Linked DNA regions of Homo sapiens: regions 1 and 3 are each linked to region 2. A link is a contact called in ENCODE Hi-C or POLR2A ChIA-PET data. All regions are on one chromosome and are shown on one strand. Each heading gives the region's core, a stretch centred on a gene start or an enhancer-like site at or near the end of the contact. The rest is flanking DNA. Distances are from core to core; before and after follow the strand shown. Region 1 overlaps INPP4B (inositol polyphosphate-4-phosphatase type II B). Region 2 overlaps INPP4B (inositol polyphosphate-4-phosphatase type II B). Region 3 overlaps INPP4B (inositol polyphosphate-4-phosphatase type II B).

Region 1 (3,898 bases), core at 686-3,185, 140 kb after region 2:
TCATTTCCTTTACTTGCAATATGAATGTGTTTAATTTTATTGCTCATAAAATTCAACTGTTGGTTTTCTGCTTACAGTAAACAGCTCTTTTTCCGTTTCCTGATATTGACATATATCTATCAGAATTTTAAAGCTGAGGCCACTGTGTTTCAAATACAGGCATCTTGCCCACTTTCTGCTTGTAGCCCCATCTTTTACCTTGTGAGCTCATGACACCTTTGCTCAAAATAAGTCACTTCTTTTCTGAGTTCTTATCAGACTTGATTGTGGGCTGTGGTTATTTCCCAGAAATGAGCAGCTGTTCTCCATTTTATCAGAGAGACTCTCACCCTCGTTCCCCATAAAAACAGAGAAAATTTCTATTACACTGAAATGTTCTGTCCAACCCAATTTGCACATTCCCTAATACTGATAAAAATAATGATGATGCTTTGTATTTTTATTATATTCCACATCTAAAAACAATACGGTTACATCTTGTCAGGAAAACAATAATAGTTACATCTTGGGCTGCACTTTTTTCTTCCTACAGCTCAGAGGATTTACTGTACCCTAAGTCTTATGCAGCATGATATCCTGGAGAGAACCCGAGATCAGGCAGAATTCCTAAGCTGTGCTCCCAGATTTCCTGCTTTCTAGTTCTGTGGCACTGAGTAAGTCACAAACTCTGACACTTAATTGCCTCATCTATCTACCTACCTCTCAGGGTGGAAGTGAGGAAATTGGGCCTTTTTATAAATGGACTTTTCTATGCAAAAAAAAAGTTTACTAATATCATACTAATATATATTAATATCAACATTTACCAATATCTGGTGTTTTATTATTGTGTAAAATTGTTTTTATTGACTCAGTCATACTCAGCTTTTTAAAAGCTGTTACCAGGTCCAATATTTCTTCATAAATACCAAATTAGTACATGAGTCATTGCATTTCATAAGGTGAAACCTATTCACATCATGGATCTGTACATACTGAATCAGTCCCACCAGACGGCTGATAAATAATGAGTGATTGGATTGTTTTGTGAAGATATTACTCATATGATCACTATAAAATCTAATCCGTATGAGAATTATTTAGCAGCCAATAAAGAATCCTGAAAAATCTGTTTTCAGGAAAAAAAAAAAGTGAATGGGTGAGGTGGCTTATGCCTGGAATCCCAGCAATTTGAGAGGCCGAGGCCAGGATGACCTGACATCAGGAATTCCAGACCAGCCTGGCCAACATGACGAAACCCCATCTCTATTAAAAATACAAAAATTAGCTGGGCGTGGTGGCACACTCCTGTAGTGCCAGCTACTTGGGAGGCTGAGGCACAAGAATTGCTTGAACCCCAGGGGCGGAGGTTGCAGTGAGCTGAGATCACACCACTGCACTCCAGCCTGGGTGACAGAATGAGACTCTGTCTCATAAATAAATAAAAAGTTATATCTGTCTTCCAGCTATACTTACCACTGCTCATTAACCAAATATAATTCTACTCTAGGAGTGGCCTGCATCTGTGGCCTTCATCAGCTCAGAAGACTAAAAGAAAGCAATGCTTTGGGATTTTGCTTCTGTTTCGTTTTGTTTATTTAAGAATTCTACCCACTTCAATCTAATGGTCAGTAACAAACAAATGCTACTGCAATCCTTCATTCATCAGTAGATTTTTAATTTCTGCCTTCTTAATGGCTTTGCTTAGTATTGAATTGTTTAAAAGTGTTCTTAGACCTCAGAAGAGTTTAAATATGCAGGATGTTGATAGATGGGGATTCTAGTGTGCTTGTATCCAGTGTATTTTTTATTGAAATGTGGGAAAAATAATAATACAGAAGGAATATATTTTTAAACCATAATTTGTGACTTGTCATCAGAAAAAAAATAAAGAGCAATAAGTGACTTTTTATTTCCTGATTACTTTTGCTATGGTAACTAGTAACATGAGGGTTCACATTCTACTATGAGTAGCTGTGAGTGAGATGCCTACAGGCATCCCCAGCTCATATTTGTACAGGAGCCAGGCAGTTTTCACTCTACGAGAAGGAAATCCTCAGTGGAAGCATAATAATAAAAATAAATGGAGGGGGCCACATGCGGTGGCTCACGCCTGTAATCCCAGCACTTTGGGAGGCCAAGGAGGGCAGATTGCTTGAGGTCAGGAGTTCGAGACCAGCCTGGCCAACATGGCAAAACCCCATCTCTACTAAAAATACAAAAATTAGCTGGCCATGGTGGTGGGTGCCTTTAATCCCAGCTACTCGGAGGGCTGAGGTGGGAGAGTCGCTTGAACCCGGGAAGCGGAGGTTGCAGTGAGCCGAGATTGCGTCATTGTGCTCTAGCCTGGGCAACAGAGCGAGACTCCTTCTCAAAAAATAATAAATAAATAAATAAATAAATAAAGAGACTCAATATCTCCGGTGACTGAGACTCTATCTCAAAAAATAATAAACAAATAAAGACTCAATATGTCCAGGGAGGGCTAGGCACTGAACAAACTGGAAAGCTTACACTATGTCATAAGATGGAACCTCTATACAAAGTCATTGCCTGAAAAAATGAAGGCCCACTGTGTCCTTGATTTTAGGATTTCTCCAAAGCTTGAAATCCCCAGTCACTGTGCAGGTGAACACTGGAACAGCTGCACAAAATACATCTGTTTGATAGATTTGGCCAGAAGTTTTTCTGAGGAATAGAAATTGCCAAATTCTAGTCTTGACGCTTACAGCTACTACCTAGCCTCTTAGGAAGAGGGCACAGATTTTCTTCTGCTCCAGTAGTTCTCACTGGAGAGTCCAGAGCTAAAAGGTGGGACTCTTCAGGATTTTTGTGAAATCAAAGATACTGTCTATACCAAAATACTGCTTTTTATAAAATATCAGTTTCTGTTTCCTGTGGCCATTATTTCAAAATCAGGTGAAGGCTATTGAGTCCATGATCATTTCTATCATTCCAACCAATTTTGGCTGGAAGCCTAAAAATACCTCTTGATTCACATCAGAGAGCTCAGTCTCAGCAATAATCAATTTGAAGTAGAACACAACTGTTCATTCAGGTGCTTTTGAGTTCAGCAACACTGCTCGAATTCAAGTAGTTGTAAAGCATACATTAGACAAGGGGGGTGTCAACAAGCAGATGCCTGCCCCAGGCTTTCACGAGAGTGGTGGTGTGAACCACTGAGGCACTGTGAATTGGTGGTCAACCCCAAGTGACCATCTCTTTCCCCCTAAGAAAACTTTCTTCTGTGAAGTGAGGTCTTTTCTCTTGCCTCACTCTTACTTCATCTCTCTTCTTGCCATTCATTGTTAATGGAATCTAACAAAATTTATCCTCTTTCTTCCAGAACAAAGCAGTGGCCACAGGTGCGTGGGAATCAGTGAGGGGGATATGACAAGAATTTCCACATCTCTACAATTCTGTACTCAAAATTAGCCAAAGGAAATTTAGACTTAGAGGAGAAACCACATACCATAGTGTATGGAGGATAAAGAAATTTTTTTTAACTTAAGATAAAACCTTATTTGAGAGAGCTATATATGACTTTGGATGAATTACTCAATCTCTTTGAATCTCTATTCTAGCATCTGCAAAATGGAAGTAAAAGAATGTACTTCATAAATTTGCTATAAAGACAATAAGGTAATGTATATAGAATGCTAATATATGAGTCCCTTTAAATTATTATTGACATTAATATATAGTTATACTGTGCATTAACACAAAAAATGGATTTTATCTATCCTATATTTTTATACTAATCATATGCTCAAGATATTCCAGATTGGTCCTAATTTTATATAAAGTTATTCTTTTTTCAATAAAAGCATTTGTTAAATATATACCTGTGATTTTTTTCACCTTATTTTCAGATAGCTAAATATACATTTTTAAAAGCTCTTTACTAGATCATGTGTTA
Region 2 (3,534 bases), core at 861-3,360:
GATAAATTCGTAAAATATATATATATATATATATATATATATATATATATATATAACATTGAACAATGACAAGTACTAATCACAAAAATAATGCAGAGAAAGGCGATAGAAAGCTCTGAGGTAGACACTGCAATCTTAGATAGGGTTGCAGGAAAGGCTTCAGTGAGGAGGTGACATTTCTGCATAAAGACCAGAAGGAAATAAGTGAACCACAAAATTACCTAGGGAAAACACTTCAAAGGTAGGTGGGAAAACTAAGTGCAGGGGCCTTGAGTTGGCAACGTACCTGAAATGTTCAGGAACAACAAGGAAGACAATGTGACTGGACTGTAGTGAGCAAAAAATAGGAGCTGGGGAGGAGGTCAAAGAAGTAATGAAGTTCCCAGGGTTGGGACGGGGAGACTCCTGTAAGACTGTGTTTGGTCACTGAAGGGCTTTGAGTTTATACTTTCAGAGAGTTGAGAAGCTGTGAGAGGAAAGACATGTCCTAAGTTTCATTTAAATAGGGTCGCTTTGTTGCTCTGTTGAAAATAGACTGATATAGTGACATGTGGTGGCAGATCAGGGAGAGAAAAGGAAAAAATCAGGGAGACTTTTAAGTCATTACTGTAAACATCCAGGTGATAGACAACATTGGTAGCAGTGAAAGGGCCAAAAGTTGTTAAATTCTGGTTTCAATTAAAAGGTGCAGTCAACAGGATTTGCTGACATACTAACTGTGAGTTTATGAGAGGCAGAAAGGAGTCAAAGGTGACTCCAATAAAAGAAAAAATGTTTTGGATACATAATGCAACATTCATCTACTATGCTAGTTTCGAAAAAAGACAATTTTAGTATTTCTCTTGTAATTTTTTCTTTCTACTACTATGTGGTTTTAATGCTTTATCTTCTATTTCTATGTGTGTATATATTGAAGTTTGAAACAATCTAATATGGTAAATGACCTCTGAGCAATCTTCCCTTGATAATAAATATGTGTTCATAATATGATTTATGGAAACAAGAAAAAGAAAGCAAACGTATGTGAGAAGAAAGAGTTTGGATTTTCACTTATATTTTATTCCATGCTCTGGAATTTAAGACTCAAGATTAAAATGTAGTATTTTATATAAAGGTACTGTTATGGACTGAACTGTGTCTTCCAAAGTTCATATGTTGAGGCCCCAGCCTCCAATATGACCATATTTGGAGATAAGGGCCTATATTATGGAGGTAACTAAGATTAAAAGAGGTCATAAAGATGGGGTCTTAATACTACAGGGCTGGTATTCTTACGAGAAAAGGAGAAGATACCAAAACACTCCCTCTCTCCCTTCCTTTCTCCTTTCCTCTCTCTTTCTCTCTCTCTCTCTCCCTCTCTCTCCCTCTCTCTCCCTCCCCCACTTCCCCTTCCTGCTTATACACAGAAGATAGACCATCTGAGAAGGTAGCAAGAAGGCAGCCATCTGCAAGCCAAGTAAAAAGCCCTCACCAGGAACTGAACAGGCTGGCACCTTGATCTGGGACTTCCTAGCTTCCAGAACCGTGAGAAAATAAATTCCTGTTGTTTAAGCCATACAGTTTATGGTATTTTGTCATGACAGCCCAAGCTGAGCAATATCAGTATCACTCTCTTATTTACGTCTACATTAGATAACATGTGTCACTTTCATGGCACATGACTATGGTGCTAATAGAAGTTTCATTCCTTTGTCCCTAGCTCATGCAAACCAGTGAAAGCAATGTTATTTTAGGAATAACTTCTATTTCAGTTACTTTCTCTTTCCATAATGATAGTCATTCATGTCTTAAATCACCGTTAGTAACAGATAATATTAATTGATTTTCTATGGATTTTTATTTAGCAGATGTACAAGGGTCCATGCATTTGCAGTTCTAAAAAGCACTCTAGGTGATTCTAACCACACTTTGAAAAACGCTGAGATAAAGTTATTTACACAATAAATATCATGCATGTTGGGCCTTACTATATATCTCAAACATCGATATTCTTAAAGATTGCTAAGAGAGTTTACAGTTACTTTATCAAAAATTTGCAAAAAAGGTCAAGGTTTACAAATAATCCAGACAGGGCAGAGCTGATGCCAAAATGTTTGATGTGTTTACCATTTTAGTCAGCTTATGACTCACACACGGTGTGTATTGCCACTGCCACCTCCTATTTCTGGAACAGCTCAGTTAAGTCTTTTTAAAGTTCATGTTCCTAAGCCAGAAACACTATGTAGGATTTGGGTGGGGGCATATCTCTAGGTATCAAGTTCTCCATTTATGAAAAGAGTATAATTTAATTTCCACTACCTTATACTATAGTGACATAGTCTGGAGTCAAAAGGTGGGCTAGTTTTGAGGAAAGTGGAAAAGTGGCTGGTAATATATTTAGAATCAGAGAAAGGAGCTCTACTTTGAAATGGGAAGTGTTTCTGCTACTGGTCTCCTGGTACACAGTTACAGGTCTAGGCATAATTATCTGCCTATTTCTGCTCTGTGTCCCCAGTTTAGCTTCCGAATCCTCCTTCCTTGATCTTGATGCAAGTGTTCATGTGATAGTGACAAAGATGAGTCTTATATAGAACTACAAAACAAACAAGGATGGAATGAAGGGATCCAGCCCTAAGACAGGGTTTCGAATGCACAAACTCAAGAAAGTCTGCTCCAAAACTTTACCATGGCCCTGATATTAGTTAATAACCTGATTTAAACCTTGGGCCTTCTTAAAATATTTTTATAATGTGGGATATATTCCAAGGAGAAGGGAGAGTAACAGAGAAGAACAAGGTTTAGGGTAGCAGAGAAGACCCTAGCCTATTCTGGGAAAAAGAAAAAAAAATTGAAAGAAAATATTTGATATTTTTGTAAAGTTAATAATTTGTTACGTGTTGGATAAATACCATCTTCCATGCAGCAGTTTCCTGGGTAAGAAAAATCAAACATGCTCCAAGATAAGAGACACTAAACCAGAAAATAAGTCACAATGGGCCTTAATTTTTTAATGTTCATTTATAAAGCTTTTCTTCTACAATCAAGAACAAGACAAAGATGTCCATTCTCACCACTTCTATTCAATGTTATACTGAAAGTTCTAGCTGGAACAATCAGACAAGAAAAAGAAATAAAAGATATCCAAATAGGAAAGGAAGAAGGGAAATTGTCTTTGTTTGCTAATAACGTGATCTTTTATGTAGAAAACCCTAATGACACAACCAAAAGAAAAAAAAAATCAGTTAAAACTGATAAATTCAGTAAAGTTGAAGGATACACAATCAACTCACAAAAATCAGTAGTGTTTCTTTACACTGACAGCAAACTATTTGAAAAAGAAATTAAGAAATCAATCCCATTCACTTTAAAAAAATACTTATAAGTAAATTTAACCAAGGATTTGGAAGATCTGTGTACTGAAAACTATAAAACATTAATGAAAAAAAGTTGTAGATAACACAGATAAATAGAAAAGTATCCCATGCTCGTGGATTGGAAGAATTAATACTGTTAAAATGTCTATACTACCCAAAGCAATATACAGATTAAATGAAT
Region 3 (3,343 bases), core at 15-2,514, 140 kb before region 2:
AAACAACACCAAAACAAGTCTGGTTTCCAGTTTCACTAGATTGGAAGTGGAAACCCAGGATAAAAGGAACACACAACATTCTAAACCTAGGAACAGTGTTACATACTTCTGATACTAACAATATTCCAGTGTCTCTATTTTGCATAATTATATATACTTTTTATGGCTAAAATATCAGGACAATGACAATATCGGAAAGCATTAATTATGAATGAGAAAATTACAAGTTTGTGAGCAAGGTAATATGTCTTTAAAATAGTAGTAAGCCTTCTATGGAGGAACATAAGTGAAAAAGCTAAAAATACATTTTTTTTCTAGAAAAGAAACAATTTAAGTTGAGCAGATAATGGAAAATTGTACTGGAAAATTCCAATGCCAATGACTCCAGGTTTTCTTCTCTGTTAATATGCAGTCAGTGTAAATCTCAGGTTCTGAAATAAACACAGTGGCTACGACAGGCCAAAGCAAAGCCAAAGTCAGTTCATAAATGGCCTTTTTGCTCCAATGAACATCCCAAATCATTCTCACAAAGGAAAAATAAATGCTTTAGTCTTTTGCTTTAAAATATGTTTTGGGGAAAATTAAAAAAAACCCAAGCTTCAGCTCTTGACAGTTTTCAGACTTGTCACTTGCCCCTCACCTTTATGTCTCTCTATACCTTACAGTTTACATGGTGTTTATTTGGTCCTCCTGATAAAGATGAAGGTAGTATTCATTCATATATAAATATATATATGTGTGTGTGTGTGTGTATGTATATACACATATATATACGTGTGTGCACACACACATACACACAATCTTAGTTGAAACTTGAAAAAACTAAACTCAGAAGAGTGGATGTGTGTATTTCAGGATTTCGTACTTTTATACACACACACACACACACACACACACACACACACACATACACACACATACCTTTTTTATAAACCTAGTGAAGCTGGGGAGCTAAGGGTGCCCCACAATATAGTCACTGCCCCACTATCTCTGCCCTGAGCCAACTAGCCTCGCAGGCACTAAGTGTGATTTTATTCCCTGGGCTCCTTTCCATGACAGAGGGAAACACTAAGTGAATGTTTTAGTGTGTCTATAAGAACTTGCTGAGACTCCTTAACCCTGAGACCAACAAGAATCTTTCCTCGGGAAAACATAAAATGCATGTGGCTTAGCTGAGCTTTTCCTGAGCTTTGTGAAGTGTGTTGGGAGCCATCCAAGCACAGCCTCTGTTTTCCAGCCCTCTACTTGCTTCTCCGGCATATTCAAGGGAAGCTCACTGAAGGATTCAGAGAACGGCTGCTGGGTGCCCCCCTCACCTCCTCCACACATCATCTATTTCCTGTGCAGGATGTTCATGTCCTCTGAGCTCAATCACTCTTATGTTACTCAGGAGAAAAATAAAAGAGCCAAATATCAACCAACTGTAGCAGAGCATCATGCTTTCTTCACAATTTCTGAGCCATTCTCTTCTCAGGTGCTTGGTCTTCTTTGCTCATTTAAAATAATTAACTTCACAAAAGCTTGTAGCTATTGTTATTTCCGTTATCGCAACCTTTCAGACACAGAAAAAAGGAAAAGTAAAAAGATTGCACATGCATTAAACTTTATGCAAAGAGATAACAGAAGAAATGAGCCAGCTCTTAGGATTCTCTTAAGGTAACAAGATGATGAACTGTGAAGCCAAGCAATTAGAATGGCCATTAAGGGGGGCAATAAAATTCCCAAGGTCATGAAGTGAACACAGACCAAACTTACAGCCAGTAGGGGTTTTCATCTATGCCTGAACCCCAGGTAGTACAGAAATGGTGACCGGTTCATGGTTGGGGGCTTGTTATTTCCTGCTTATAAAATTTTTGTTGATTTTGAAGGGCCTATGCCTTACATCAACCCAAATAAGGGTACCTATGTGCCTCTGTGAGTGAAGTTCTTGTCTTTCAGGCACAATTTTGCAGTGTGAACATTAATAATGTGAAGGGATCAACTAATAATAAGGTTTCTTCTGCAGACACTTTATAGGTAAATTCCTTTGTATGGGCATAATACACGTCGCCAACTTTGGTCATAGACCCTAGACATCTGCCCATAGGAGGCCTCTAAATACCTGGACATATCCTAGGGGCACAGGGCCTAGAAACTAGGCTAATTCCAGACAATAGAAGAGTAATCAGGAAAAGAAAAGCACCTGTGGAAACTTGGCTGCTTCGAATGTTTTCCAGGCCACTCAGAATGTCCTTCTCCAACCAAGCCTTCCTGACCCTCTTCCTGTCTTTATAATCTACTGCCTGTCTCTGATACAGGAATTGAGAAATCTATTTTTATTTTTCTTCTTTTAATAAATGCTAATGTGTCTTTCTTATATCATTGCTCCCCCCCTCCTTTTTCATGACATCATGAGAAATGGACTCATTCATTGGACAAAGATAGTGTCTTCTATGTGAGGTGCTGTGGGTGATACTAATATTTTTAACTCATGCCCCCTCCTTCAAGGAGCTAAAATTGAGAAGGAAAGGTAAGAAGTACAAAGGAATACCTACAGTATAAGGTGGTATGATAACAGCTACAAAAGTTGGGACAGTGACCAAACGAGTTTTAGAAGAGAGAGAGTTTAGAGGCAAGAGAGTTCATCTCTGGTGAGAAGACTGTGTTCACTCATGGCTGTGGCATTTACTGCAAACTTAAAGGAAGTCACATGTGGAAAGTGCCCAGGGAAGTCTGCCTGGACTGCAGGTAGTAGACACCCACAGTGAGGCTTTGTAGGAATAGAGACTGAGAGGAGTGTTTGGTTTTGTAATGACAAATCTAATAAATAGATGCATAAACTGACCAAAGGGAGAAACAGGGGGTACTGGAAGAGAGGAAATAAATGACTGAGATCACTCAGTGATTTGGAGAAGGCAGGAATAAAACAGAAGTAAATGTTAAGCTGAAGCCATGGAATAAAACCAATGGGAGTCTAGGTATAGGCAGTCACCATGGTAGGGATAGGGAATGGAGGTCGATAGGGGTGGGGATAAAGGACGGCGCAGAGGATATGTGAACAGGGCAAGAGCTAAGAAGCAAGGCCACATCAGAAACAATGTGTATCAGACAGGGTGAATGAAGAAACAAGGTTTATATTAACCCTGAGAGGAAGGTAGCATGTGAATGTACTTTCCCTTGCCTCTATCTCAGGGCAGCCTCAAAGGCCCTAAGGACATTCACATAAAGAACAAACATGTATCTTAAAATGTAATCAGTGTAATGTCCACTGAACTATGATCCAAGGTAAATGACTGATCTTAGCACCTTCCACATGTATGAGAAATAACTGTACTGCTCAACCCAAGACAAATGGCTATGACAA

Evidence for each region. A loop is a pair of places that touch in the nucleus more often than their neighbours do. ChIA-PET counts read pairs that join two places held with the same protein, here RNA polymerase II (POLR2A). Pooled maps may share reads with other maps.
Region 1: a map of gastrocnemius medialis shows a loop between it and region 2 (2.5-fold over the local background). The contact joins two enhancer-like sites. A Hi-C loop is called at or near these places in 1 of 168 maps with a recorded cell type or tissue (gastrocnemius medialis) and 4 of 50 pooled maps. POLR2A ChIA-PET finds 5 or more read pairs at or near these places in 6 of 52 experiments (AG04450, PC-9, activated CD4-positive, alpha-beta T cell and 2 more).
Region 3: a loop to region 2 is called in a map of endothelial cell of umbilical vein, with 3 times the contacts of the local background. The contact joins two enhancer-like sites. A Hi-C loop is called at or near these places in 5 of 168 maps with a recorded cell type or tissue (CD4-positive, alpha-beta T cell, Caco-2, IMR-90 and 2 more) and 7 of 50 pooled maps. POLR2A ChIA-PET finds 5 or more read pairs at or near these places in 2 of 52 experiments (both activated T-cell).

The regions. Positions count from the first base shown.
Region 1 is chr4:142,407,141-142,411,038 of GRCh38, forward strand. The region is part of intron 5 of INPP4B (inositol polyphosphate-4-phosphatase type II B); the gene reads right to left. Among named protein-coding and RNA genes, the nearest start is that of INPP4B, 440 kb to the right of the region's middle. Within about 2 kb of position 1,936, at least 2 of the 41 ENCODE cell types and tissues checked have a DNase peak (open chromatin) inside an H3K27ac peak, as active enhancers do; they include PC-9, where a contact is called at or near this core.
Region 2 is chr4:142,263,626-142,267,159 of GRCh38, forward strand. All of the region lies in intron 10 of INPP4B (inositol polyphosphate-4-phosphatase type II B), which reads right to left. Among named protein-coding and RNA genes, the nearest start is that of INPP4B, 580 kb to the right of the region's middle. Within about 2 kb of position 2,111, at least 6 of the 41 ENCODE cell types and tissues checked have a DNase peak (open chromatin) inside an H3K27ac peak, as active enhancers do; they include PC-9, where a contact is called at or near this core.
Region 3 is chr4:142,127,472-142,130,814 of GRCh38, forward strand. The region is part of intron 18 of INPP4B (inositol polyphosphate-4-phosphatase type II B); the gene reads right to left. Among named protein-coding and RNA genes, the nearest start is that of IL15, 490 kb to the left of the region's middle. Within about 2 kb of position 1,265, at least 7 of the 41 ENCODE cell types and tissues checked have a DNase peak (open chromatin) inside an H3K27ac peak, as active enhancers do.